Linked DNA regions of Homo sapiens: region 1 is linked to region 2. Evidence: read pairs that join two places in POLR2A ChIA-PET (ENCODE). Cell type or tissue: B cell. All regions are shown on one strand. Each heading gives the region's core, and the rest is flanking DNA. Links, peaks and the distances in the headings are about the cores only. Region 1 overlaps CTSH (cathepsin H). Region 2 has its middle 15 kb from the start of ADAMTS7.

Region 1 (14,968 bases), core at 6,240-14,239, 100 kb after region 2:
TATGGCTTGTAACCATGGGCAAGCCACATCATCTCACTGAGCCTCAGCTTCCTCTTCTATAAATGGGACTATCTTGCCTCATAGACCAGGAGGGAGGACTAAAGGAAGTCAGATGACTGGAGTGCCAGAACAGAGCCTGGCCTGCACTAGGTGCTTAATGAATAAGAGCTTGATCTATGCAGATGGAACTTTTACAACAGTCCCACATGAAACCTGGCTGGCAGGATGGCTCTTGGCTGTCTCCAGGGCAAAGTGAAAAGACTCACTTGGGTGAGGAAGCTCATGAGTTTGTAGGTGCAGCTAGTAGACCTGACTTGCCCCTGCTGTGTGCCGCCTCTGCCTCCTAGGGCAGGGCTGGGCATGTGTCGCAGTTTAATACATGATTATTGGACAAATGAGTGAAAGATAACTCTCTTTTATGAGTGCTTACTAAGAGCCAGATGTGACGCTGAGTATTTCCATAAATCATCTCAATTCTGTCCACAAAATCGTGAAGGCGGCCAAGCGCGGTGGCTCAATGCCTGTGATCCCAGCACTTTGGGAGGCTGAGGCGGTATGATCGCTTGAGTCCAGGAGCTTGAGACCAGCCTGGGCAACATAGTGAAACCCCATCTCTACAAAAATTAAAAAACTTTTAAAAATCACGAAGAAAATATGATTATATCAATTTGTAGACAATGAAATGGAGGCTCAGAGAGGGTAACTAACACCCCCACTACCGCCAAGGTCACACAGAAAATTCAAGGGAGAACTGAGATTGGAATCCAGGTGTGTCTGCTTCCAAAAAGTTGTGTTCCATTAGCATTCTTTCCACTGGATATTCTGGCAGGAGCTGGGCTTCCTGTCACGGACACTATGGTTTTGGGAGGAGATGCTTAGTTCACTCACACTAATAATGACCATGGTAGGGACATGCCCTGAGCCCCCACAATTAACATGTCTTGAAATTTTAAAGTCTTGAGTACACAGGCTTCTGCTTTTTTTCGTTTTCTTTTTTTTATTTTTATTTTATTTTATTTTTTTTTGAGATGGAGTCTTGCTCTGTCCCCAGGCTGGAGTGCAGTGGCGTGATCTCGGCTCACTGCAAACTCCGCCTCCCGGGTTCCTGCCATTCTCCTGCCTCAGCCTCCGGAGTAGCTGGGACTACAGGCGCCTGCCACCGTGCCCGGCTAATTTTTTTGTATTTTTTAGTAGAGATGGGGTTTCACCGTGTTAGGATGGTCTCGATCTCCTGACCTTGTGATCCACCCACCTCGGCCTCCCAAAGTGCTGGGATTACAGGCGTGAGCCACCTTGCCTGGCCTTTTTTTTTTTCTTTCTTTTCTTTTCTTTTTTTTGAGACAGTATTGCTCTTCACTCAGGCTGAAGTGCAATGATGCAATCATGGCTCACTGGAGCCTTGACCTCCTGGGCTCAAGTGATCCTCCCACCTCTCAGTCTCCTGAGTAGCTGGGACTACAGGCTCTGCTATCATGCCCGGCTAATTTTTTGTTTGTTTAGTATTTTTTTGTAGAGATGAAGTTTTGCCATGTTGCCCAGGACGGTCTTCAACTCCTGGCCTCAAGAACTTCTCCTGTCTTGGCCTCCAAAAGTGCTGTGATTACAGGTGTGAGCCCACTGTGCCTGGCTCATATAGACAGAATTACACAATGTGTAGTCTTTTGCGTCTGGCTTCTTTCACTTGGCCTGATGTTTCCAACGTTCATCCATGGTGTAGTGTGTGTCAGCACTTCCTTCTTAGGCTGGATGTTTCTTTGTATGGATGTATCATATTTTATCTGTCAGTTGACAGACATCTGGGTTGTTTCCCCATTTTGGCAATTATATATAATGTTGTTAGGAATATTCATGTACAAGTTTCTGTGTGTACATGTTTTCAATTCTCTTAGCAGTGGAATTACTGGGTTCATATAGTAATACTTTTTTTTTTTTTTTTTTTTTTTTTTACCCAGGCTGGAGTGCAGTGGCACAATCTTGGCTCACTGCAGCCTCCACCTCCCGGGTTCAAGCAGTTCTCCTGCCTCAGCCTCTGGAGCAGCTGGGATTACAGGTGCACACCACCACGGCTAGCTAATTTTTGTATTTTTAGTAGAGATGGTAAATAACTTTTGTATTTTTAGTAGAGATGGTATATAATTCTTTTTATATATTGCCGGATTTGGTCTGCTAGTATTTTATTGAGGATTTTCACATCTGTATTGATAAGGAACATTGCTCTGTAGTTTTCTTTTCTTGTGATGTCTTTGTTTTTAACCTTTGGACTTTAACTGTTTTTTGTTTTTTTAAAACTCTGCTATCTTTTCCCTAAGTGCAGGAGCACCTTAGTGTTAAAGACATAGTCCATGGGCCTGAGATTGCTAGAGGTCCGCACGGGGCCTGTCATGGAGTAGGGGCAGGGGTGATGACTGAGATCAATTAGGCAGTACCTGCTGTGTACCAGGCTCTGTAGCATCCTTAGGGTTCAAGTGCATTTGAAATTTACTTATCTCAGTTGGATGTAGCCATGTCTGCCGATCTCTTTAAATCCAAACAGCACCAAGGCACAGGCCATGCTGCTTGTTTCACAACAGTCCTGCCAACACTGGATGTTATAAACATCCTGTGTGCTCCCTGGTGCCTGGCACAGGAGAGGACTGCACACAGTGGATACTCTGCAGGTGTTTGGTAAATGGCTGAAAAGGAGGGAATTGGCCCCTGAAAGTCCCCCCCCCGCCCCCTCCCCCTCCCCCTCCCCCTCTTTTTTTTGAGATGGAGTCTCGCTCTCTTGCCAGGCTGGAGTGCAGTGGCACGATCTCGGCTCACTGCAACCTCTGCCTCCCGGGTTCAAGCGATTCTCCTGCCTCAGCCTCCCAAGTAGCTGGGACTACAGGTGCGTGCCACCACGCCAAGGTAATTTTTTTGTGTTTTTAGTAGAGACAGGGTTTCACCATGCTGGTCTCGAACTCCTGACCTCAGGTGATCTGCCCACCTTGGCCTCCCAAAGTGCTGGGATTATAAGCCGTGAGCCACCACACCAGGCCTGCAGGCCTTTTTATAATAAAAGACTCTCATCATTGTCTGGGTTTGAGACATTCGGGGCTCTTATGGAAAGGAGAACTCTGCTTCAAAGTCTCAGGTCTGTGTTCCAGCCCAAGCCCACAATCCCTGCGGAGCACCTAAATCCCTCAGGGGAGGCTAATTTTGAAAACAGTTATTTGATTTTTGTGGTAATTTGAATTTCTTTGGAACCTCACCCAGGACCCTCCCTTTAAATGAGTATTTAATTGGAATGTGGTTAATAATGTTCTATATTGGATCATTAATTGTGACATTTGTATCAAACTACTACATTCATCGCAGAGAGATCTGGGTGTGGGTGTGCAAGAATTCTCCTCTGTCTCCACAGTCATTCTATATCTAAACCCGTTAGAAAAGAAAATGTTCACTTTAAAAACAATATAGAGCTGGGTGAGGATTTAGGTTACATTGTTTTTCCAACCTACTGTTCAATTTCTAGCACTATTTTTTTTTTGAGACGGAGTCTCGCTCTGTCACCCAGGTTGGAGTGCAGGGGTGCGATCTCCACTCACTGCAACCTCTGCCTGCCGGGTTCAAGTGATTCTCCTGCCTCAGCCTCTCGAGTAGCTGGGATTATAGGCATCCGCCACCATGCCCGGCTAATTTTTGTATTTCTAGTAGAGACAGGATTTCACTATGTTGGCCAGGCTGGTCTTGAACTCCTGACCTCGTGATCCATCTGCCTTAGCCTCCCAAAGTGCTGGGATTACAGGCGTGAGCCACCGCACCCAGCTTCTAGCACCTTTAATTGAATGGTGAAAATGGACTCGTCTGTGACGGATGTATCGAATTCTTACTTCCTAGACCTGAGTGAGTAATCTATTCTTAATTGGCACACTGTTTTAAGGGTTAACATTTTGTAAATTTTAATATGTGAAAAAAATCCACCCTCATTGCTCATTTATAAAACTACCTTGGCCTTTTTTCCCCCAGATAAAAAGGATAACAGAATTTTATTGGGATTTTAGTTGGAAATATACCATCTGTACTTTTATTTCTGGCAATAATCAACTTATTTATGCTAATCTTTCCATTCAAGAATATGGTGTGCCTCGGCCGGGCATGGTGGCTCATGCATGTCATCCCAGCACCTTGGGAGGTCGAGGCAGGTGGATCATGAGGTCAGGAGTTTGAGACCAATCTGCCAACATAGTGAAACCTCGTCTCTACTAAAAATACAAAACACTAGCCAGGTGTGGTGGTGGGCACCTGTAATCCCAGCTACTCGGGTGGCTGAGGCAGGAGAATCACGTGAACCCGGGAGGCGGAGGTTGCAGTGAGCCAAGATCATGCCATTGCACTCCAGCCCGGGCAACAGTGTGAGACTCTGTCTCAACAACAACAACAAAAGAATATGGTGGCTCTCCATTTATCTAAGTCTTCCTTTATAGTGTTATTAATTTAGTAATTTTCTTCATATAAGACTTTTTGGTGGTTATTCCTAGCTGCTGGTTTTGTTGCAATAGTAAAGTTGCAATAGTAACAAAAAATAGTGTATTTTTTCTGAGTTTTTGATTTTTTTTTCTGGTATCCAGCCACTTTCAGAACTCTTTCATTAGTTCTAAGTTTTGTTGATTCTCCTGAATGTTTTTAGCCACATTATCATGCTGTCTGCAAATATTAATTGGGTTTATTTATCACAGCAGCCAGATCTTCCAGATAGATGTAAGCAAGAATGGTACCCTTAGACTTATTTGCCATGTATCTTCAATGGGAATCCTTTTATACCACTGACTTCAATGGGAATCCTTTTATACAACTGACCATTGATTTGAGAATCTTTGTCAAATTCAGAAATTATGCTTTCAGGCTGGGTGCGGTTGCTCACACTCCTGTAATCCCAGCACTTTGGGATCACTTGAGGTCAGGAGTTCGAGACCAGCTTGACCAACATGGTGAGACCCCATCTCTACTAAAAATACATAAATTAGCCAGGAGTGGTGGTGCATGCCTGTAATCCCAGCTATTCAGGAGGCTGAGGCAGGAGAATCGCTTGAACTGGGGAGGTGGAGGTTGCAGTGAGCTGAGATCACACCACTGCACTCCAGCCTGGGTGACAGAGTGAGACTACATCTAAAAAAAAAAAAAAAAAAAGAAAGAAAAAGAAATTATGCTTTCATTTCATGTTAGTTTTTTTTTAAATCTAGAATAGAATTCCATCCAATGAAGTCTATTATTATTATTATTTTTTTTTTGAGGCTGGAGTGCAGTGGCATGATCTCAGCTCACTGCAACCTCCATCTCCCAGGCTTAAGCGATTCTCTTGCCTCACCCTCCCGAGTAGCTGGGACTACAGGTGTGCACTACCACTCCTGGCTAAATTTTTTTTTTTGTATTTTTATTAGAGACGGGGTTTCACCATGTTGGCCAGGCTAGTCTCAAACTCCTGACCTCAGGTGATCCACCTGCCTCGGCCTCCCAAAGTGCTGGGATTATAGGCGTGAGCCACCATGCCTAGCAAGGTGATTGTTTTTTGTCTTATACAGTTGTGGTCTTATGTTACTAGAATTTTCTAATAAATTAAACTATATTTGCATTATCTAAATAAGCCTTATCATGAACATATATATTTTTCAAATATTCTCAAGCCTTTAGCTTTTCAGGAAGCCCAAATAAGATGACAGCTTTTATCATTAAGAAAGTCTGTGAGCCATAGGACAAAGAGCTGGTGGACTCCAGCTTGTTCTACAGACATCCCAGAGCCCGGAGGCTTCAGGAAGCAGCAGCAACTTCATGGCCGCCCTCTAAACAGAGATCAAGATTTCTCAAAAGGCAAGATAAGGGAAGGGATGGTGTGGAAACGACAGGAGCATCTGGGCACGTTTGAAATAAATAAGGGGTTGGTGAGGAAGGGGTGGGCAGTCTCATGTGGAGGTGGGGGGCAGAGTCTGAGTAGGAGTAGGCAGCTGAGACTGGGGAGGCCACACAGAGAAGTACAGGCTTCTGGGCTGACATTGTGGGTTTGAATCCTGCCTCTGCCGCAGCTTGGCCCGTTTTTCTCCTTCCTCCCCACCTCTCCACTCAGGTTTGGGACAAATAGTCAAGATCTCAAATTAAGCCTGCTCTTCATCCTGGATACCCCATCTGGTGGATAATACCGCCAGCACCCCCACCATCCTCCCAGCCAGAGCCTGGACACCCCCTGATGCCTCCCTCCTGGGAGACTGAGTGGCGAGGACAGACCTGGTTTGAGTCATGGCCCAGGACCAGCATGCTCCATCTGGGGAGGTGCTCACTCAATGTTTATTGAACAGCGAATACAGAAAAGACAGTCCCTGGAGCTCTATATGTGGAAAGTAGCCCTTCTGGACAGAAAGAATATTCGTGGTCCATGTGGTTTGAGTCTGTTAAGAAGGACACTAAGGCACATGGCTGGTGATCTTTGCGTCATAGACACGGGTGAGCTCATGGTGGAACTCCTCCTTGTCTGTAGGTTTCCAGGCTGGGCACAGAGGTGAGGGCAGAATGTTGGGGGTCCCAGTGGATCTCCCCACAACTTCCTCCAGGGCAGGATTTCCACCCAGGCCCAGGCTGCCCGTTCCTCTCCTTCTCCGCCAGTCTGCGCTGCGGCTGCCACGGCTCACACCAGAGGGATGGGGTAGGAGGCGCAGGCAGCCAGGCCACACATGTTCTTTCCGCGCTCGATGAGGAAGTACCTGGGCAGAAAGAGGAGCTGAGGCCCGGCCGGCGGTCTCCCCACCACAGGCCTTTCTAGAATGTTTTGCTGCTCACCAAGAGCTGACTTCAGGGGTGAGACCCTCTAAATTTATTCATAAAACAGTAGCATTCGGCTTATTTGATCACCGGCAAATCACGGACCTGACTTTGTGAAGAATTCATTCTTCCCTCTCCTTAGCTGCCAAATGAATGATCCATATCCCACTTCTCCCGAAAATTTACCGAGGGCCCCCTCTTAGCCCTGGCCGGGCCCTCACACAGCTATTTTATCACCAGGAGCCCGAGGGAACAGGAAAGCTCTCCTTTTCAGACAAGGACATGGAATCTGGGAGGACAGGACAAAGGCACAGCAGCATATACACCCAGGCCGCCCCATGCCAGCCTTTTCTCCCGGAAGGAGGGGCTGTCAGTGATCAGGGGTACATTTGTTGCTTTGATTTCTCAAAGACGGACCCTCCCAGACACTGATTTCGTGCCAGCAGAGTTCCAAGTTCTGAGCTGTTTTCCTAGCAGTCCTTCTGAGCCAGCTGGCCTCCTGCTCTCCCTGCAGCGTCCTAAAGACCTGGGGCCCTGTGAGGGCTGCAAATGGGGGCTTGGAAATGTGGAGGCTACATTCTCATGCTCCCTTTCCCCCTGGCCTGGCCTAGGGCTTGGCTGACCAGCTCGTCTGTGGAAGCCGTAACTCTGAGGTGGAAGTGATGCCCCCAGGGCCTCCAGGCCTGAGCAACATCCCCCTCCCAGAAGTGGGACCTGGGAGCTGCTTACCCGTTCATTCCCCACTGGGGACCCCAAGAGTTTTTCACGATCCAGTAAGGGATCCCATTTTTTTCTCCATACCCAACAGCCAGTACTGCATGGTTTACTTTATCTGGAGTTTTATGGCAGGAAGTACTGGAAAACAAAATTCAAAAAGAGGTGATCATATGGGAAGGATAAAAGCAATGACAGTCCCATCCAACAACGCCTCTTTGAGCGCTTTAGAGCAATGTTCCCCACAGCGGACCAGGGAGGCATGTAAGGTGGTGATGTAATCACATTTAGTCTCCGTGAGAGAACTCCTTTCAGTTCTTTTTTTCTTTTGAGACGGAGTCTCACTCTGTTGCCCAGGCTGGAGTGCAATGGTGCAATCTCTGCTCACTGCAACCTTCACCTCCAGGGTTCAAACGATTCTCCTGCCTCAGACTCCCGAGTAGCCTGATTACAGGCGTGCACCACCACACCCAGCTAATTTTTGTATTTTGGGTAGAGACAGGGTTTCATCATGTTGGCTAGGTTGGTCTCGAGCTCCTGACCTCAGGTGATCCACCCACCTCGGCCTCCCAAAGTGCTGGGATTGCAGGTGTGAGCCACCGCACCCGGCCCTTTCAGTTCTTTTGGTTCTTCTGCTTCTGTCAGGAGAATCTCCATATGGTGCTGGCCCGTGTCTCACCCCTGACACTTTCTACTCCCTCTTTCCTGGCAAGGAGAGAGCCACCTTCCTGCTGCACCTTCTGTAGGCAACAGTGTCTGGCAGACTTTAACACAGCTTTGCTTTGTTGCCACTGCATTTATTAAATATTACTTTATACCTATGGCAAAAATACAACTTTTTCTGTTTACAAAAGTGAACTAGCCTCCATAAGGAAATTCCAAGAAATTCAAGAGAACAAACTGCAGTGGTCAGGTGTGAATTCAGCTGATGTGTAAGTGGGCCATAGGCTCGCGCCAGGGCCAGGTGCCGGGATCCAGGCAGCATGCATAACTGTCCCTTGGAAGCCCTGTTTGGCAGGGAGCAGGTTGGCAAAGAGGCTGCTTCTCTACAGTGGCCTGAGGGCTCTGACAGTGGGAGGGCGACAGAGCCCCCAGGAGGTGGGGGGGATCCAACCCAGCGGGGGGGGGGGGGAGGGTGGGCAGGGTGGGTCAGGGAAGGCTCCCTGTGGAGGCGGGGAACGCCCATGGAACTGCGAACCCTTCTGCGTGGCTGGGGTGGGGGCTGCAGGGTGGAACGGCGGGGACGGGTTTGATGGCAGATGAGTGTGGAAAAAGAGGGAGGACCAGATCATGAGGGTCCCCCTCAGGGTAGGACCCTGGGAAAGCAGGGACACTGGTGTGTTCAAAGGTTGGCGTTGGCAAGAGGAGTGTTTCAGAAGGCAGACAGCTCCCAGTGGAAGCTGGAACAGTGTGTGGGGGGTTAGGGGGTCCAAGGACAATGGTGACCAGGGCAGAGCCTCAGGGAGGGAGAGGAGAGCACAGACGTGAGTGACATTAGTGAGTGACGTTAACGGGCAGCAACTGATGAAGGGAGGGAAATGAGGCTGCAAACCAGGCAGGCGAAAAGGTGTGGGTGAGAGAAACCCCATAGTAAAGAGGCTAAAGCTTGGTTTTTCTGAAGAAGCCTGGGGTGACTCCTCCAGCACAGGATCCTAGTGTGTGAGGGCAGCTACTCTTCTCCCTATTTTACGTCTTCAAATCTTTAAACATGGGTATTTTTTTTTTTTTCTGAGACAGAGCTTTGCTCTGTCACCAAGGTTGGAGTGCAGTGGCACGATCTTGGCTTAGTGCTACTTCCACCTCCTAGGTTCAAGCCATTCTTGTGTCTCAGCCTCCCGAGTAGCTGGGATTATAGGCATGCACCACCACGCTGGCTTTTTTTTTTTTTTTGTATTTTTAGTAGAGATGGGGTTTCGCCATGTTGGCCAGGCTGGTCTTGAACTCCTGGCCTCAAGTGATCCACCTGCCTCGGCCTCCCAAAGTGCTGGGAGTACAGGCATGAGCCACCACGCCTGGCCTGAACATGGGTTTTTTTTAAACTGGAGGCAACTCTTCTGTTAAGGAGCACAAAGCTCTCAAATTTTGGCCCTAGCTCTCACTAGCCAGGTGGCCTGTGTCTGTCGTATCCCTTCTGACCACCTCTCCTTTGCTGTGAGAAGAGGCCATGGCTCCTGGCCCTTGGGGCTGTGTGAGGATTAACTGAGGGATGTGCAAAACGCCCAGCACCTGGCAGGTGTCATGAAGGGTCTGACACACAGGAGTCTGGGCCACGAGCCCAAGTCCCACGAGTGGGGTGTGAGGAGGCCCACCAAGCCCCTCCCCACTGTCCCTCCTGGCTCCTGGGACCCTGACTCACCTGGAGTAGATGCCGGTTCTATACATCATGAAGTCCTGAGTCACCTCAAAGGCAAAGCTCACAGGGTTGTAGAGGGCCACAGCCTCCACCATCGCTTCCTCGTCATACTGTGGAAACAGGACCGAGACAGAAACACATGGCCTGTCACCTCCCCACTCCTTTCACAGTACAGCCTTTTGCCTCAAGCTAGGGGCTAGAGGCCCAGAGCAGCATGGATGGCCAGAAGCAGCTCCCCTGCGGCCTCTCTCCCTTCCTGTCTCTGGCTGGGTCTGTCTGGCCATCTCTCGTTCCTCTCCCCAACTCTGCTCCTAGGAAACCCTGCACCCTCTGAGATAGGGACCACGGGGTACAGCGTGGACCTACTCATTCAGTCATTCACATCCATTCCCTGAGGTCCTCTCCTGGGCCAGCAGCTCTCACCCCTACACCCATAAACCCAGAGTCTACAAAGCTTTGCTGCTAGAACACAGGGGTTATAAACCATGGACGGGTAGGTCCCAGATGGCGGTGGAAACGAGAAGACCCATCCGAGGGCTGTGTGACTTCTGAGTAGAACCTGTCCCCTCCAAGGGGGAAGGTAGGTGGGGGGAAGTCAGGGTGGCTTCCTGGAGGCTGCAGCTTTGGAACAGAGCTGCAGAGACCAGGTGACAGCAGCAGGTAGAACCCCATGCAGAACCTTAAAAAAACCCCAAGTCCAGGCTGTGCCTCAGACCAACTACAACAGTATCTGCAGGGTGGGTCCCAGGCATTGGCACTTTTTGGAGCTTCTGGGTTGGGGGTGGCTGGGTTCAAGTGCACTAACCAAGAGACCTCTGGGAGCTGAAATGAGGGGGGAAGTTACCTGTGCTGAGGCCAGGGCCCTACTGAAGGAAAGCAAGTGCAGGAGGGACGGGGCGCCCAGCCTCCCTCAGTCCTGCCTCCCTAGAGGGGTGGACAGAGACCCAGCTGTGAAAAGCAAACAGGTGCCTGGCAAGGGAGTGCCCTCCTTCCTGGTATGTGGACAAGGCCTTGTGAGCCCAACAGGTCAGGGCATATCTGAGACATGGAGGGCACAGAGGCCAGCCCAGCACAGGGGCGATGACTTCTGCAGGTGGCACCATTTCCACCCCATGGGCCTGCCCAAGAGGGCTGAATGCTAGTTCTGGCCTGGTCGTCAGGGCCCTGCAGGTGTCACCAATGAGGCTCTCCTGGGGACCATGCAAAGGGATACCTTTGAGGCCCAAATTCACCTGTCCTTGGGATATCATGGCCCAGAGCAGCCAGCTTGAGTGACAGCAGCAACATTCTGAAGAGGGTGACATCCTGAGTACAGGATTTGCGCTGTATGTTGTCAAGGCAATGAGCCCTGGTTCTGGAATGACACATTCTTAGTTCAAATCCAGCATCTATTTCCTAGCTCTGTGGCCTTGGGCACATTACTTAACCACTTGGAGCCCCCGTTTCCTCACCTGTCAAATGAGGTAATAAGGATACTCATCTCCTAGGGCCAGTTCGGGTCTAGAGGGGATAGTGCGTATTGAGGGTTGGTACAGCACCTAGAAGTACTCCATCAAGTTAAGATGTTATTGCTGAGAGCTTGGCACATGCTTCAACTAAATGGCAGCCGCTGTCATTACACAGACATCACGTTTGTGAACTGTACATACATTCGTGGGCGCACACACAACCTAAGCGATATTCCTCCACTCCTCACACACCCTCCCACACTTGCATGCATGCACACTGCAGTCACGAAGGCGTTCATTCACGTTCCAGTTCTCTCTGGGAGAAGCAGGGTAAGACCACACTTCCCTATTCACTTGAGGTCAACTGTGACTGGGCGGCTTGTTTTGGCTTTAGAGCTAGGGCATCATTTACCACCTTCTTTCCCTCTAGTCCTGGCGTGAGGCCAATGACACGGAGCACACACCACCCTCCCTAAGCTGTGCATGGGCGCAGGAGTGCCACACACCCTTTGACTGTTGTCAGCCATGCAGATTGGGCACGGTTGTTATTGCAACAGAACCTGGCTCATCCTGAGTGACACACACTCACCCTCCTCAGTTTCACACACGCTGTGTCAAGCACGTGCTCATACCCTCTTCTGCAGGATGCGGACAATTGCTTGCATTTTACAAGCAAGAAAACAGAACCAAAAGAATGAAGGCATGTGTGGATCTGGAGTTCAGAACCAGAGGGCCTGCCTGCCAGTTTGCGCTCTCCCTCCCATCTCCTGCCTCGCCACCATCACAGCGACTGAGACCCAGGGATAATATGAACTCGTCAAAGGGATGTGCTGCCAGAAGGGCTGCCTTGCTGGGCCCACTGGCTATCCGACAGCATGAGAGAGGCCTCCTCATCAGGACACATTCCCCATCCCAGAGGGGGATCGGCACTCACGATTGTGATGTTGGCTACATCCTTGACAAAGCCGATGGCCTTTCCAGGTTGGAACTTGCAATAACCATCCTGTTGAGGATGCAAAGGGCATGAAATACAGGTTATGGACCCGAAGTCTCAGCCTCCCCACGCAGTTCAATAACATTTACTAAACAAAACAAGATGTGCCAGGGCCTGGGGGATGGGATAATTTCAGAGAGAATTAAAGCATCCTTGTCCTCAAGGAGCTTAGGGTCTGGTAGCAGATGGTCCTGTGCTGGCTTTGGCAGAGGTGGGCACACATGGTGTGTGGTGGGAGCCTGAGGAGGGGCCTCACCCGGCCTGAGGAAACTCACTGAGAAGTGGAGGCCGAGTCAGAGCCTGTGAGGCAGGGGAGTGGGGACAGTCTCAGCCCAAAAAACAATGCTGGCAAGAGGCAGGTGCAGGGGTAAGGTCACAAGGAGGGAAGCGCAGCCCTTTCAAGGCAGGAGAGAAGGCAGCAGGACAAGGGACAGAACTAGAGGGAGGGTAGGACCTGGCATTTAGGAACCAGCATGTGGCTGGGCCTGGGCGTGAGGTTAAGAAGGGAGAGTTGGCCGGGCACGGTGGCTCACGCCTGTAATCACAGCACTTTGGGAGGCCGAGGCGGTAGATCACGAGGCCAGGAGTTCAATACCAGTCTGGCCAAGATGGTGAAACCCTGTCTCTACTAAAAATATAAAAAGTTAGCTGGGCGTGGTGGCGGGTGCCTGTACTCCCAGCTACTCAGGAGGCTGAGGCAGATAACTGCTTGAACTCGGGAGGCGGAGGTTGCAGTGAGCCGAGATTGCGCCATTGCACTCCAGCCTGGGCAACAGAGCAAGACTCCGTCTCAAAAAAAAAAAAAAAAAAAAAAAAAGAAGGGAGAGTAAAAGAGACAGGGAGACTGAGTTGGAGTCTGGGCTTTCTCCCGAAGGCCGCATGGAGCCTCGGCGGCATTCTGATCGAGGCAGGCGTGGGGTCTGAGCTGGGTTTGAGAGGCCTGGGGGAGGCCACCCTCAGGGGTCTGGATGGAGGCCCCGGTCTGAGTGGTCAGCGACACAGATGGGCCAAGGGAGTCATGTGAGGTCTGTGGTGGTCAGCAGGCTGGCGGCAGGGTGGGGTGGAGAGGGGGACCGGCCCAACAGGACTGTGGACACCTGGGAAATTCTGAGGGAGGCCAGTGCTGCTCATCACCACGAGGGGAAATAAAGGAGGAGCAACAGGTCTTGGGGAAAGACAAGGCACTTGGCTGTGGCCAGGCTGGGCGGAGGTGATGGTGGGAGGCCCAGCAGCCTTGATAGGGTAGGGGTGGGGGTGGGCCCCCAAAGGGTCCTTGGCACAAGAGGCCAACTGCATGGACAGAGGCGAGAGGATGGCGCTCGTGGCAGGAGGGAGAGGAGCCAGGAAGATGGGGCAGGTGGGGGGAAGGAGGGGTCCTGAGAAGTCTGGCTCGGGAAGGAAAGAGATGGTGCCGCAGAGCGGGTATGGGGTGAGAATGATAAAGAGGCCCCTGGACTGGTGAGAGCAGTGGGCTCAGGTGGGTGGAGGAGGGGAAGGAAGAATTTGGAGAGAACAGACAATTGTGAGAATTCCGGCGGGAGGGAGGTGGGGGGAGAAGGGATGTCTTCCAAGGCTGGGGAGGGAGTGAAGCTAGGCATGCTGTACGCCAAGAAGACAGAGTGGAGGCTGTTGGAGTTACCTTGCCCTGGTAGGGGTAGGTGTCTTCACCCATGATCCCCTTGTTGTACAGGATATACTCGAAAGCCTGGCTGGGGAGACCCCTGCAAGAAGTACACACAGGTGAGCCCACCTGGGGCTGTCCTGATAGAGGCGGGGCCCTCGGGGACTGGCGTGGCGAGATATCTGGCCTGGCAGGCTGGGGACTTGGTTGGGCATGTCCCAGTGGCAGAGGGGGTCTCTGAGAGGCCCAGCCTTGGGATAAGACTCAGCAAACTCAGATGAGGCCACCGGAGTCCAAGGACCAGCCCAAACATGCCTCAGTGGGATAGAGACCCCTTAAGGCCAGCCGCTCTGTCAGGAGTGCACAGCCCCACACCATGGTCAACAGCATCAGCCCAGAGCACTGTCATCGCCACAGCCGAGCCCCTGGGCAGGTGCTTCCCAGGCATGACTCCCTGACCCCTCGTGTCGACCCTGTGTGGTGGATGCTGTCACTGGCTGAGGCAAAGAGGCTGAATAACCTGGCCAGGGCCACACAGCTAAAGCTGGGAAGTGGTTCCAAAAGTGGGTCTTTTCTACATCATGTGGCCTCCCAGAATAAACAAAAACTCAGCAGCTGCCCAGCAATCCCCGTCCCTTCTCTGTTTCTCTCCATAGCATTCCGCACCGCCTGACCTAGTCTAGCCTTGACTGTGGTCTCTCTGAGCCTGCCAGAATGCCCGCTCTTCCAGTTCTGCTGAGCGCTGTATCCCCAGGGCCTACACACAGCGGGTGCTCTGTGATATTTGTTGTATGAATGAGAAAAGGAAGTACTGTCCTGAACCAAAGCAAATAGACTCCTTTGAAAAACAGGCTGGATGTGGTGGCTCACACCTGTAATCCCAGCACTTTGGGAGGCCAAGGTGGGTGGATCACCTGAGGTCAGGGGTTCGAGACTAGCCTGGCCAACATGGTGAAACCCCCATCTCTACTAAAAATACAAAAATTAGCCAGGTGTGGTGGCGCACGCCTGTAATCCCAGCTCCCTGGGAGGCTGAGGCAGGAGAATGGGGTGAACCCGGGAGGCGG
Region 2 (14,968 bases), core at 3,361-11,360:
CATCAGTTAGCTGATGGGAAAAAGGCTCATGATTGGCTTCTACTGCCTTTGAGCCGCCACTTGGGCAGTGAGAATGATGATTTGATGGAGGCAAGTTGAGATAGTGAAGGAATGCTCTATCCTATCTTCTGTCACTGTGCCTTACACACAATGTCTCATGTAATCTTTCCAACATGAAGCAGATATTATTTTCCTCATTTTATGGATGAAGAAACTGGGGCATGGAAAGGTTAAGTAACTTGCCCAACGTCCCACATTTGGAAGTGTCGGGGCCAGGACTGGCCTAATTCCAGTGCCTGGATTTCTAATCGCTCCATATCACTGCCTCTCCAAATTACCAATTTCGGCTTCTATCATTAAAGGATCTGTTTCTTCAGGACTCCTCCTTTTAGAGTTGTTTCTAAGTCGGTCAGACAGCTCGATATATGGGAGGCTGCCACATCCCCTTCACCAGAGACTCATTGATGAACACCTACTAAGTGCTAATTGCCAAGAGCCATGATGATTTCCAAAGGGACCCTTAATGATAGCTATCACGTTCTTTCCTGCAGTCAAATCTTATCTTCTTCACTTCTAGCTCATCAACACCAAGAGGGTATGGGCCATGTCTGATGGGCTGGTGCTTAGTAGGATCTCAGAAAACTGCTGTCTGAGAGTCTAACCAGCACTGGAAGTGTGAGCCAGTGCACCCTACCTGACCCTTGTCCTGGCACAAACCCAACCATCTTTGGGTTTCTTTACCACCTTGATGCTATAGCTTACTTATTGGCTTGGCTGTTTTCTTCTTCTTTTTTTTTTTTTTTTTTTTTAGACTGAGTCTCGCTGTATCACCCAGGCTGGAGTGCAGTGGCATGATCTCGGCTCACTGCAACATCTGCCTCCCAGGTTCAAGCGATTCTCCTGCCTCAGCCTCTTGAGTAGCTGGGATTACAGGTGCCCGCCACCATGCCTGGTTAATTTTTGTATTTTTAGTAGAGACGGGGTTTCACCATGTTGTCCAGGTTGGTCTCGAACTCTTGACCTCAAGTGATCCACCCGCCTCAGCCTCCCAAAGTGCTGGGATTACAGGTGTGAGCAACCATGCGTGGCCTCTTCTTCTTTTTAAAATTGTATTTTTCTTCTTTGTTCACACCATTGTTTCAGCAATGGATGTTCCATATTTTTGTGTCTGGAAATAATTTGAAAACTTTTAATGCTTTTCTATTGTGTTTACTGAATATTTAGGAGCTCTTTCTGCTCATTATTTATCTTTTATTTTTTCATGCATTTTACTAACTTTTGTAAAGAAAATATTTGTTTTCACATTTAAAAATTAGAATCCCGGCTGGGCATGGTGGCTTATACATGTAATCCCAACACTTTGGGAGGCCAAGGCGGGTGGATCACTGGAGGTCAGGAGTTTGAGACCAACCTGGCCAACATGGTGAAATTCCGTCTCTACTAAAAATACAAAAATTAGCCGGGTGTGGTGGCGGGCACCTGTAATTCCAGCTACTCAGGAGGCTGAGGCAGGAGAATCGCTTGAACCCAGAAGGCTGAGGTTGCAGTGAGCCAAGATCGCACCATTGCACTCCAGCCTGGGTGACAAGTGAGACTCTGTCTCAAAAATATATAATAAATAATAAATTTAAAAAATAAAAAATAAAAATCAGAATCCCTGCTGACAATAAGATGCTAGATAAAATGAATTACATGGATCTTCTTTCTTTTTTTAAATCAATAAGTCATTTCACTCTTTTATTTATCTAACAAATACTCACTCATTTCTGCTGCCTGCCGTACAGCTTAGACAAGAAAAACAGCATGAGCCTTATTTTGAAACTGCTATTGCCAACATAAAAAGTGAAGTTGGTTATATAATTTTGGGGTTGGGAAGAATATTTTAAAGATGAAATCAACAGCAAAATCTGTAGGAAAACAGTTTATAGATGTGCCTGCATGAAAAGTAAAAACTTGTCCATATCTTAAAACTTCATAAATCCAACATCCAAAAAATAGGAGACCTAGCAAGATCAGAGGAAACAGAGGGAAGACTATCAAATAAATAATACAAGAATTTTCTCAGAACTGAAGCACATGAATTTCTAAATGGTTTTACTGGCTTCCAGCACACACACAAAAAGACCCACACCAAGACATGATATCTTGGCGTACCGTAACTCTTGGATATTAGAGAAAATTGTTTCCAGATTTTCCAGAGAAGGAAGAAAAATAGTCCCAAAGACTCTGTAATTGGAGTGCAAACAGAATTCTCCTCCAGCAATGCTACAGATTAGAGGTAAACAGAGCAATGCCTTCAAAATTCTAGGGAGAATGGTTTCCAACATAGGATTCAACTCCCAGAGTCTTGATCAAGTGTAAGAAGGTGGAATAAGAACACTTTAAGACATACAAGCTCAAACTTTTTTTTTTTTTTTTTTGAGTCAGAGTCTTGCTCTGTCACCCAGGCTGGAGTGCAGTGGTGTCATCCAGGCTGGAGTGCAGTGGTGTGATCTCAGTTCAGTGCAACCTTCACCTCCCAGGTTCAAGCAATTCTCCTACCTCAGCCTCCCGAGTAGCTGGGACTACAGGCGCCTGCCACCACGACTGGCTAATTTTTGTATTTTTAGTAGAGGCAGGTTTTTGCCATGTTGGCCAGGCTGGTCTTAAACTCCTGACCTCAGGTGATCTGCCTGTCTCAGCCTCCCAAAGTGCTGGAAGTACAGGCGTGAGCCACCACACCGGGTTCAAAATATTTGCCTTCCATGCACCCTTTTTCCAAAAGTTACTAGAGGTTGTGCTCCACCAAAATGAAGAAGTAAGTCAAGAAAGAGAAAGGCTGAGGACCTAAGGAACAGATCCAACACAAACATAAGGTGATGGGAGCCCGCAGAATAATAGTAAAGGTAGATTCTGGGATCACAGCTGGTGAGTAGGCCAGAAGAGACACCAGTCCAGACAGAAACAGGAAGGCAGAGACCTAGGAGGGAGGCTTCACAAGAAAGGAACAAAACCCAAAGAAATAGAGATTATTGGCTCTATGAACAGGAACCCACAAAGGCTTAATTGCAAACCATCTGAATGACCAATTGTAACACCTCGTGGTAGAGACAAGACCCACAGGCCTGGCTCAGCTCAGCTGCCTCCCTCCAGGCTAGATTCAGGATCTGGATGTTCTTAAGGTGAGCTGCACATAATGATGGAATGGGTGGCAGGCTCTGGAGTTAAATGTAGTTGGGTTCAAGTCCCAGCTCTGCTATGTGTTTTTTGTTTGTTTGTTTTTGAGATGGAGTCTCACTCTGTCACCAGGCTGGAGTGCAATGGCGCAATCTCAGCTCACTGCAACCTCCGCCTCCTGGGTTCAAGCAATTCTCTTGCCTCAGCCTCCTGAGTAGCTGGGACTACAGGCGCTTGCCACAACACCCAGCTAATTTTTGTATTTTTAGTAGAGACGGGGTTTCACCATGTTGGCCAGGATGGTCTCGATATCCTGACCTCGTGATCCACCTGCCTCAGCCTCCCAAGGTGCTGGGATTACAGGCATGAGCACTGTGACCGGCCTTTTTTTTGTTTTTGTTTTTCAGACAGGGTCTTGCTCTGTTGCCCAGGCTGGAGTGCAGTGGCGTGATCTCGGCTTATTGCAACCTCCACCTCCCAGGTTCAAGCGATTCTCCTGCCTCAGACCCCCTAGTAGCTGGGATTACAAGCTTGCACCACCATACCCGGCTAATTTTTGTATTTTTAGTAGAGACAGGGTTTCACTGTGTTGGCCAGGTTGGTCTCAAACCCCTGGCCTCAAGTAATCCACCTGCCTTAGCCTCCCAAAGTGCTGGGATTACAGGTGTGAGCCACTGCACCCAACCAATCCTTCTGAGTCTTAAATCCTTACTATAAAAAAAGAGCTGGTGGCTGGGTCCAGTGGCTCATGCCTGTAATCCCAGCACTTTGAGAGGCCAAGGCAGGAGGATCACTTGAGCCCAGGAGTTCGAGGCTGCAGTGAGCTATGATCACAGCACTTCACTACAGCCTGGGCATAAGAGCTAGACCCCAACTCAAAAGAAAAGGGCAGGGGATTAAAATAACGACTCATGATATAATAATGATTACAGTAACACCCTATGACATTAAAATAATGCCCCAAATGAGATGATATATGTGAAAGTACTTTGTAAACTAGTGTGAGTCACAGTGGAAGTTCCTTAGCAACCTCTGCCAACCTAACTCACTACAACACCACCAATCTCCCAGTAAAACACAGAGACTAATGCCCAGCCATGCTAGCCCATTGCTACTAGTACAGTATCGTTTCCTTCCCTACATTAAATGTGGCCCTTTGGACCAACAGCAGAGCATCACCTAGGAGTTTGTTAGAAATAAAGCATCTGGGCCAGGCACGGTGGCCCACACCTGTAATCCCAACACCTTGGGAGGCTGAGGCAGGCGGATCATGAGGTCAGGAGTTCGAGACCAGCCTGGCCAATATGGTGAAACCCATCTCTACTGAAAATACAAAAATTAGCCTGGTGTGGTGGCACGCACCTGTAGTCCCAGATACTTGAGAGGCTGAGGCAGAAAAATCACTTGAACTCGGGAGGCAGAGGATGCAGTGAGCTGAGATCATGCCACTGCACTCCAGCCTAGGTGACAAAGTGAGACTCCATCTCAAAAAAAAAAAAAAATGAAAAAGAAAAGAAATACAGCATCTGGCTGGGTGTGGTGGCTCATTCCTGTAATCCCAGCACTTTGGGAGGCTGAGGCCAGAGGATTGCTTGAGACCAGGAGTTCAAGACCAGCCTGGGCAACAGAGCGAGACCCTGTCTCTACACAAAATCAAAAATTAGCCAGGCGTAGTGGTGCATGCCTGTAGTCCCAACTACTTGAGAGGCTGAGGCAGGAGGATCACTTGAACCTGGGAGCTGGAGGTTACAGTGAGCTGTGATTGTGCTACTGCACTCCAGCCTATGTGACAGAGTGTGATGCTGTCTCAAAAAACAAACATACATACATACAAACAAACAAACAACAGATATACTATGTCCTTCTGAAGGGAGGAAGGAAAATTAATAGAATACAGGCCAGGCACGGTGGCTCACGCCTATAGTCCTAGCACTTTGGAAGGCCAAGGCGGGTGTATCGCTTGAGCTCAGGAGTTTGAGACCAACCTTGGCAACATGGCAAAATTCCATCACTTCAAAAAATACAAAAATGAGCCAGGGTGTCAGGGAGAGGCAAGTGGAGATAGTTTGAGCCTGAGAGGCAGAGGTTGCAGTGAGCCAAGATCGGGCCACTACACTCCAGCCTGGGTGACAAAGCAAGAGCCTGTCTCAAAATAAAATAAAACAAAATACAGCATTTAAAAACATTATTTTATTTTTCAATTTTTATTTACTTATTTTTTTTGATACCAAGTTATGAGACTGGCTAATTTTTTAATTTTTGGTAGAGACAGGGTTTCACCATGTTGCATTATGTTAATTTTCTAGTTAAAAGTTGAGCAACCCTATGAGGTAAACTTACTACAGGTTGAGCATCCCTAATCCAAAAATCCAAAATCTGAAATGCTCCTTTTGAGCACTGACCTCATGCCACAGGTGAAAATTCCATACCCGACACCTTTGCTTTCTAATGGTTTAATGTACCTAGACTTGGTTTCATGCACAAAATTATTTTAAAAATATTTATTTCTGTAAACTGTTTGAGTGCAGAGATGTTCTTCACAATCTCAATACAGTACAAATTTCTTCCCCGAAACAAAATGAGCAAGGAAAAGAAAAAGAGCTATATAAAATGTGCCCATGAAGAACCAAGCCAATCTCATCTTTCTTTAAAAACAAAACAAAACAATCCTTTTGAATGTGTCGTGCAGGCCTAGGATTGAGGCCGCAGGCTTTTGGGGCACCATGAGCCCAGGGCTTTGCTCAACTCACAGCTAGTGTGGCAGGCGGAGTAGCCCCCTAGCCCCAGCCATCCTCACTGCTTGCGCAGAAGCTTCCTGAACCTAAGGGATCTGTTCCCAGCTCTCCTTAAATTCCCAGTCCCCACCCTGTGCCTCGCTTCCTAACACCCTCGTCGTTTTAGGAGTCCCAGAATTGAATCCTGAAATACTCCCTCCGTCAACTCTGGGCTCAGACCTTTGTCCTTCTCTGTGTCACAAGGAAATTTCAGTCGAGAGGGCGGGAACGGGTGTTTTCAGACCGTGCAGCAAAGCCATTGCCAGGCAAGTTTTAAGGCAAATTTTATCTCTTCTTATTTGATCTGAGCCAGACCTAACCTTCTCACCACCAAGCAATCCTGCCTCTGCTGGACCTACAACTTAGGCAACTCTGGATGGAGGTGGGATGAGGGAGCCCAGGACAGATTTCGAGAGGTCTGGGAATGGATGTGTGCATGCACAAAATTATTTAAAATAATGTATAGACTGGGCATGGTGGGTCACGCCTGTAATCCCAGCACTTTGGGAGGCCGAGGCGGGCGGATTACCTGAGGTCAGGAGTTCGAGACCAGCCTGGCCAACATAGTGAAACCCTGTCTCTACTAAAAATACAAAAATTAGCCAGGCATGGTGGTGCCCATCTATAGTCCCAGCTACTCAGGAGGCTGAGGCAGGAGAATTGCTTGAACCCAGGAGGCGGAGGTTGCAATGTGCCGAGATCATACCACTGTACTCCAGCCTGGGCGACAGAGGGAAACTCCATCTCAAAAGAAAAAAATAAATAAATAAAATAAAACAATGTATAAAATTACCTTCACGCTATGTGTATAAGGCGTATATAAAATATAAATGCATTCCATGTTTACACGTAGACTCCATCCCCAAGATTTGCATTATACATATGCAAATATTCCAAAATCCAAAAAAATCCAAAATCTAAAACACTTCTGATCCCAAGCATTTTGAATAAGGGAAACCCAACCTTTATCTCCAATGTACAGACAAGAAAAAATGGAGATTAAGTCCCTTGCCAGTAACTGGCAGAGCCAGGACTTGTAGGTAGATCTGTCTGCCTCCAGGTGCCAGGCCCCACAGCCATTACCCTATTCCCTGGAGGGAAATGCCAAAAGTGTAGAGAAAATACAGATGGTGCAGAAACATTTGAGAAATGTACAGCCTTGCCAGAAATTAAAGGAATGCAAATCCAAGCAACCGTGGAGCATTTACCACCTATCAAATTTGCGAAGGTTTTTGTGCTTTTGCTATTTAATTTGCTTTACATCCAAGTAATACATGTTCATGGTTTAAAAGAGTCAAGTTGTATTACAGAAATACAAGCTGAAAACCAGCCCACTCTGCCCTAGCCCATCAAACACACACACACACACACACACACACACACACACGCACACACGCACTCATGCAGTGGGAGGAGGGGAAGGCCCCTGAGCCAGGCCTGTCTCCCTGCCATGGCCTTGACCTACTGTCTGTTGCTTCCGGACCTCCCCACTTCCTCTGGGCTCTCCAGGGACTCCGGGAATACTGGCCTGATATTTCTGTGATCTTCCCAGTGCAGCAAAGCAAGGGGCCGAGTGGCCTATTGTGGAGATGGGAATGGGGAATCAGAGGGATTATGCAGCAAGACACCAAAACTTGACACAGTCACCTATAATCTCATGGTGGGAAGTTTTCTCAAGGGAAAAATCAACACTGGCCACATAATTTGTATAAAACTACATGTGGAAATGCTATATTTTCATTGCAGTAATAATATAAAGAGTTTTGTGTTTTAGGGTTTTTTTTTTTTTTTTTCGAGACAGGGTCTTGCTCTGTCACCCAGGCTGGAGTGCAGTGGCATGAACATGGCCCACTGCAGCCTCAACCTCCTCTGCTCAAGTGATCCTCCCACCTCAGCCTCCCAAATGTTGGGATTACAGGGGTAAGCCAGTGCACCTGGCCATAAAGGGATTTTTTTTTTGAAACAGGGTTTCCCTCTGTTGCCCGAGCTGGAGTGCAGTAGCACAAGCATGGCTCACTGCAGCCTCCAACTCTTGGACTCAAGTGATCCTCCTACCTCAGCCTCCTGAGTAGCTAGGACCACAGGCACATACCACCACACCCAGCTAATTTTTTTTTTTTTTGGTAGAGAAAGGGTCTCACTATGTTGCCCAGGCTGGTCTTGAACTCCTGAGCTCAGGTGTTCCTCTTGCCTTAGCTTCCCAAGGTGCTAAAATTACAGGTGTGAGCCACTGTGCCTGACCATAAAGATACTTTTTTAAAAGAAAAATAAATGCATCCAGCCAGGCGCAGTGGCTCACACCTGTAATCCCAGCACTTTGGGAGACCGAGGTGGGCAGATCACTTGAGGTCAGGAGTTCGAGATCAGCCTGGCCAATATGGTGAAGTCCTATCTCTACTAAAAATACAAAAATTAGCCAGGTATGGTGGCACACACCTGTAGCCCCAGCTAATCAGGAGGCTGAGGCAGGGGAATTGCTTGAACCTGGGAGGTGGAAGTTGTAGTGAGCCAAGTTGGAGCCACTGCACTCCAGCCTGGGCAACAGAGCAAGACTCTGTCTCATAAATAAATAAATAAGAAAAGGAAATGTATCCCCAAATTGTGACCCTCTCTCACCAATAACTGTTTCTCTTGGGAGACTCCCCTGGTGTGCAGATTTTAGGAGTGTTGTCAGCAGAGCACCTCAGGGAAAACTGGACAGGCTCTTCAGAGGGAGGCTTCTGTTCACCTGCTGGGTGGGCCTTTGGGCAAGTCCCCTCTCTGAGCCTGCTTCCTCCTGTGTAAGTCAGGATCACATTCCTTGTCTCACAGAGCAGTCATGGGGACCAGATGAGATGATCCTTATAAAATGCCTGGCACTGGGCCTGGCACATAGTAAATGCCCAGCCAATGCAAAGAAGCTGCAGTGAGCTATGATCAGGCCATTGCACTCCAGCCTGGGTGACACAGTAAGACCTTGTCTCTAAAAACACTCTTAGAATTAGAAGGTGTCTCATTTTACAAATGAGAAAACAGACCAGAATGGGACAGTTACTTCATTTTACACAGAGTGTTAGGGCACAGAGACTAGAACCCAGGCCACTTGACATTCAGTGACAACTTCCATTCAAGGAAGAAAAAGTCCCAGGCATCAGGCCCTGCTGGAAGGAAACCCTGGGAAAGCATGATCTAATTTTGCAAACTTTCGATCAGATTCCCAGTTCATCCAGGCTCTGGCCTAGTCTATGTCTTGGTAAGTAGGTTAATCTCCCCTTTCCTAACCGCTGGGGAGAGAATGTCACTTAACTGCAGATTCCCTGTCTCCTGGGCAAGCAAGGCAGAGGCCTGGGAGTGATGGGGAGCCTCTGGTGGTGGTGATTGATTGAGGGCAGGAGACATGAGGGAGATCTGCCCTCTAGGGACTACCTCCCAGCTCCTGGTGGCATGTTGTGCCTGTGTTCTTTTTTTTTTTTTTTTTGAGACAGAGTCTCACTCTGTCACCCAGGCTGGAGTGCAATGGCGTGATCTTTGCTCACTGCAAGCTCTGCCTCCCAGGTTCACGCCATTCTCCTGCCTCAGCCTCCCAAGTAGCTGGGACTACAGGCGCCCGCCACCATGCCCGGCTAATTTTTTGTATTTTTTAGTAGAGACGGGGTTTCACCATGTTAGCCAGGATGGTCTCGATCTCCTGACCTCATGATCCACCCGCCTCGGCCTCCCAAAGTGCTAGGATTACAGGCGTGAGCCCGGCCTGTGCCTGTGTTCTTGATGGAGGTAGGAAAGAAGGAAAAGGTAAGTGCACAGTATGCCAGGGTTGACATACAGTGGGAGCTCCAGACTAAAGTTGGCAGAGAAGGTCCAGAGAGGGCCTTCAGCAAAACGGGAGGTCACTCTAGCCTCTCAATAATAATCACAAGAAGAAGAGTTCCGCACCAGGCACAGAGCTGAAGGCTTTCTCTCTGGAGGCTGGTTAATTCTCCTATGACCCTGATGAGGGGTTATCAGCATCTTCTTTTACAGATAGGCAAGATTAATTAGTTAACCCCCGGCCGGAGGTGATGGCTCACACCTGTAATCCCAGCACTTTGGGAGGCCGAGATGGGTGGATCACCTGAGGTCAGGAGTTCAAGACTAGCCTGGACAACATGGCAAAACCCTGACTCTACTAAAAAATACAAAAATTAGCCAGGCGTGGTAGCAGGCACGTGTAATCCCAGCTACTTGGGAGGCTGAGGCATGAGAATTGCTTGAACCTGGGAGGCAGAGATTGCAATGAGCTGAGATCCCGCCACTGCACTCCATCCTGGGTGACAGAGCAAGACTCCATCTCAAAAATAAAATAAAATATGAAAAATAAAAACTGGTTATCCCCAAGACACATACCTGGTAAGTGGTATAAAGGGGACCATGGTCTCCTCCTCCCCTGGGAACCCTCCCATCCCTAAACTCATACCCCTTCCTTGAGTCTCCTGCCCTGCCCTTCAGTCTCTGTCTTGTTACCCTGCTTTGTTTCATTGTCACTCTTTCCCCCATGAGTTCATCTCATTTATTTGTTTGTCTTTATCCCCCAGTAGAAGACACACTGCAGGCTGCATCCTGCGTGCTTAGCAAGGTGGTTGGCACATAATGGGCATGCAATGAATGCTTTTGGAAGTAAACAGAGTGGTGGCAGAGGGAAGTCTTTTCTTAGGAAGTGATATTTGGGCTGAGGCCAGAGTGCTGAGAAGGAGCAGCCACATGGTAATCTGGGTGAAGGGCATTCTTGGCAGAGGGAACAGCAAAGACAAAGGCCTGAGGCAGGCCAGAGTGGTGTATTTGGGGAAGGGCCTGTGTGTCTGGAGTGAAGTGAGCAAGGCTCGGAGTGGTAGGTGACAAGGTCTAGGAGGTGGGCAGAGAGACCACAGACAGAGGACTTGTCAACCCTGGCATACAGTGGGATTGCCTAGGCACTTTTAAAAATACCAGGGCTGGCTGGGCACGGTGCCTCACACCTGTAAACCCAGCACTTTGGGAGGCCGAAGTGGGTGGATCAGCTGAGGTCAGGAATTCAAGACCAGTCTGGCCAACAAAATGAAACCCCATCTCTCCTAAAAACAAAAATTAGCTGGGTGTGGTGACGCACGCCTGTAGTCCCAGCTACTCGGGAGGCTGAGGCAGAAGGATCACTTGAACCCAGGAGGCGGAGGTTGCAGTGAGCCGAGATCATGCCACTGCACTCCAGCCTGGGCAACAGAGCAAGACTCTGTGTCAAAAAAAAAAAAAAAAGCTGTAGTGGGTGCCTCTGTCATGAGGCCTTGTAGTCCAAAGCAGGAAATCTGGATTTTATTCTAACTGTAGGAGGAAGTCACTGGAATTGGAAGCCAAGGCAGGATTGGGATCAGCTCAAAAATCACCTCCTCCAAGAAGTCTTTCAGGATTCCCCAGGCTTTAGGCCCCTCCTCTGTGCATGCTGAGCATGAGTGCTGGCCCAGTCTTAGTCTCCCAACACTGGACTTTTTTTTTTTCTTGAGATGGAGTCTTGCTCTGTCACCCAGGCTGGAGTGGAAAGGCCTGCCATCTCGGCTCACTGCAACCTCCGCCTCCCAGATTCAAGCGATTCTCCTGCCTCAGCCTCCCAAGTAGCTGGGATTACAGGCGCACACCACCATGCCCAGCTAATTTTTGTATTTTAGGTAGAGACGGGGTTTTACCATGTTGGCCAGGCTGGTCTCAAATTCCTGACCTCAGGTGATCTGCAGCCTTGGCCCCCCAAAGTGCTAGGATTACAGGCATCAGCCTTTGGGCCTGGCCCAGCACTGGTCTTTTAAACCCTGTTTGCATGTCTCTTCCTCTGACTGCTCCTAGATTAGTTGCTTCTCCGTCTTCAGCCCAGTTGTAAGCAGTGCGGCTGACCTTGGGAAGAAGATCAGGGATACTTGCAGAGCAGACCACAGTGAAGGTGGGAATGAAGGGTACCCATGGCTAAAGCAGGGGAGGAGAAATGCCTTATCAGGAGCAGGGGTTCAAGGAAGCAGGGCTGGCGGGCAGGGGGCTGCCAGGCCCCACTGGTCGGACTTGGGCACCCCTCCTTGGTCTTCAGTTGGCTATCTCGGGGCCCACAGGGGAGGTGGAGGGGCGCACTGCCTCCACGGGAAGAATTTATATGACCTCCCTTCAGCGCCCCCCGAGTATCAGAGTCCCTCTGGGAGGCACTGGGAAGCTGGAGCTGCGTCCTCGGGCGGGAACCGGCAGCTGCGGACCCACACCTTGGGTGAATTGCAGACGCTGTTTCCTCCGGTTCGGGCTTCCGGCCCCCGCGTCTCAGTTCACCCGCAAAGGGTCCCCAGTTCAACGCTAATTCAAGGGTGAAGAAGCAGCTACTGGAAATAACAGCTCGGAGGCCTTTGGGGTGGGCCACGGGTGCAGCTGGCCAATCGCAGGCTAGCAGGTGGTTCCCCAGTTTTTTAAAGGTGCTGCCGCGAGGCACTGCAGACCCCCTAGTTCTCTCCCAGCGGCTGCCGGTGTTGGAGTGGATCTGAGCGGATCCCTGCATCGCCATCAACGGCGATGGCATCCGCCAGAGGCAGGGTCGAATCGCCCGAGCTGTCTGGGCCGTGCTTCCCTTCAGCTGGCCGGAAGAGGCGTCGGGGGCTGCTCCCTAACAGCTCCCTGGGCAACGGATCAGAGAACACTAGCCCGGCCCGGAGTCCCCGCAGCCTGCATGGCCTGGACGGGGTGGCGGGGGCCGTCCGGGCGCCGGCGCTGCGGGCTCTGATTGCGGGCGCCTACTGGGCCCTGTGCGCTGTAGGCCTGGTGGGCAACGGCTGGTGCTAGTCCGGGTGAGGTCCCAGCAGTGGCGCCGCCACTGGCTGCTCAATTGCTTCCTCCTCAATCTGGCAGCCACTGACCTGCAGTTTGTGCTAACGCTGCCCTTTTGGGCCGTGGACACGGCGCGCGACTTTAGCTGGCCCTTCGGGGGTGCCATCTGCAAGGTGATGCTGACGCTCACCGTGCTCAACATGTATGCCAGCATCTTCCTCCTCAGTGCCATGAGCGTGGCACGCTATTGCATTGTGACTGGCGCGCTGCCTCCGAGCCATCGGGGCGCATCACGGGCCAGCTGTGTGTGCTGCCTGCTCTGGGCTATGGCCGTCCTGGCTACGGCGCCCACCGCCCTGTTCGCCACGGCAGCTAGGGTGGGGGGAAAGCACTCGTGCCTGCTGCGCTTCCCCGCCGGCGGCCCCAAATGGCAGGTGCTCTACCACCTGCAGAAGATCGCAGTAGCCTTCGTGCTGCCGCTGGCCACGCTGGGCACCTGTTCGCTGCTGCTGCGCTTCCTGCGACTGTGGTGCGCACGCTGGCCGTCGAGGGTCAGGCGCCGACTGCGTTCCCGAGTCACCTGTGCGCTGGCCTGCGTGCTACTGGCCTTCGTGCTCTGCTGGCTGCCCAGCCAAGCGTTCACACTCTGAGGGGTGCTGATCAAACTGAACGCCATGCCCTTGGACCGCGCTTACTTCCTGGCTCAGGCCTACCTCTTCCCGGTCTCCATCTGCCTGACGCACTGCAACAACAGCCTCAATCCGCTGCTTTACTGCCTGCTGCGGCGCCACTTCCGACAGGGCCTTCGAGAGCTGTGTAGCTGAGCCCAGCGGCCGGTGCCCCTCCGAGCAAGCTCCCACGGCAGCGCCCCAGCGGCTGCACTCTTCCAATGAGGGCCGCTTGTCGCTGCGTCAGTATCAAGGGCATGGGGTAAAGTGGCTCATATCTGGTTGGGGCGATGACGTCATGAAGCAGGGTCCGACGTCAAGGCCGGTATTCTGGGGTCTCTCAGAAGGTCAGGGTTGGTCCATTGGTGGAGATTACTTAAGATTGAGAGTACACCATTAATCTGTGTATCCTAAGGTGAGTCCCATCTCCTCTGGCTTCAGTTTCCCCATTTGAAAAGTTTGGGGATGAGATGAATCCTGGGGACTCTGCCAGGTCTAGCACTTTGATCCTCCTAGCACAGCCTTCGCAAACAGTATGAGCTCCATTCATTGCACTTTAAGGGACTTAACTGTCCTGGCTTCTGTTTTGTTTCCTTTTTATTTTTAGGAGGGAGCTCCCAGGGAGAGGTCTGGGCCATTTTTGGAAACCTACAATGGAGGAACATCAGGCTCAAAGACAGCCCTCAATGGCTGAAGATTTCTGAGCTTTCATCTTTAAGACCTTCCTGTTACATGTCCTCTTAAGATCCTGGGGACTTAGCTGACCCCAAGCAGCACTGATTCATCAGTATGCTGACTCTGAGAGTGCTAGATGTTGCATGAAAAGGGGCTGCAAGAAGCAGCCAGAGGGCTGGAGCTGTGCAGTTTGGAGAAGGGGACAGGGTAGTCACCCTCTCCTACCCCCAGGCTGGATGAAGCAGCAGTGGCCCGGGTGGCCACAGAGGGCAGAACTGGGACCAGTGGTAGAAAAGTCATAGGAAGCAGATTTCAATCCTAATTATGACAGAGTTTTTCCATTTTTGAGCAACTGAGCCTCATGAGCTCCCTGTCTTTGAAGGTATTCCAGCAGAGAGTAGCTGATCACTTACCAAGAATGTTGGAAACAGAATTGGTGCATCTAGTGGGGCTGTGGAGTGACTAGATGATTTCCGCAATTCCTTTTAGCCTGGAGACCCTGCACCTGATATGGGACCAGGTAGTAGTATAACTTCAGTGTTTGCGTGATGTAAGCCTTAGCAGTCAGCATCCTCTCTTCCCCTGCTCCCCAAAAGCACCTGAAGGTTAATCTAAAGACAGCCAACTTAAATCCTTTCTCTGGTAGGCAGCACTTGAGTCTCATATTGATGCAGAGCCACCATAAAGCAGCATTCTCAATATACATCACTCGAGATTAGATGGCCAGAGGTCAGAATTTAATTTGCATACTTGCAAAAAGACCTGCTCATAAATTTCATGCCTGATGCCTTGAATGGAGAAAGACTTGATGCTTGAACATAGAGGGAAAAACACATTCCACAATGCCTGCTGTCCAAGCAAGGAGCCTACACAGGACCTTGTGTCAACCCAAATGTCTACAGATGTATCATCCCAGAG

The links. ChIA-PET counts read pairs that join two places held together with the same protein. Peaks named below come from ENCODE experiments on the same cell type or tissue, not always from the same donor. Only the 100,000 strongest peaks of a DNase experiment are listed, where the experiment ranks them.
Region 1: POLR2A ChIA-PET joins it to region 2 with 6 read pairs; 2 of 35 experiments call an interaction of 5 or more read pairs at or near these places.

What each region holds. Positions count from the first base shown.
Region 1 is chr15:78,915,493-78,930,460 of GRCh38, forward strand. CTSH (cathepsin H) reads right to left here. Exons shown (of 12, transcript NM_004390.5): 8 at 13,920-14,001; 9 at 12,221-12,289; 10 at 9,842-9,948; 11 at 7,501-7,626; 12 at 5,566-6,713. The coding sequence ends at 6,638. Among named protein-coding and RNA genes, the nearest start is that of CTSH, 22 kb to the right of the region's middle. RefSeq lists an enhancer at 9,867-9,916. In B cell, for the core only: no CTCF peak of the experiment used is centred there; no DNase peak of the experiment used is centred there; H3K27ac peaks cover 2,106 bases.
Region 2 is chr15:78,818,509-78,833,476 of GRCh38, forward strand. It overlaps the pseudogene LOC390614. Among named protein-coding and RNA genes, the nearest start is that of ADAMTS7, 15 kb to the left of the region's middle. RefSeq lists enhancers at 6,097-6,266, 8,100-8,269, 12,891-13,438 and a silencer at 12,484-12,703. In B cell, for the core only: no CTCF peak of the experiment used is centred there; no DNase peak of the experiment used is centred there.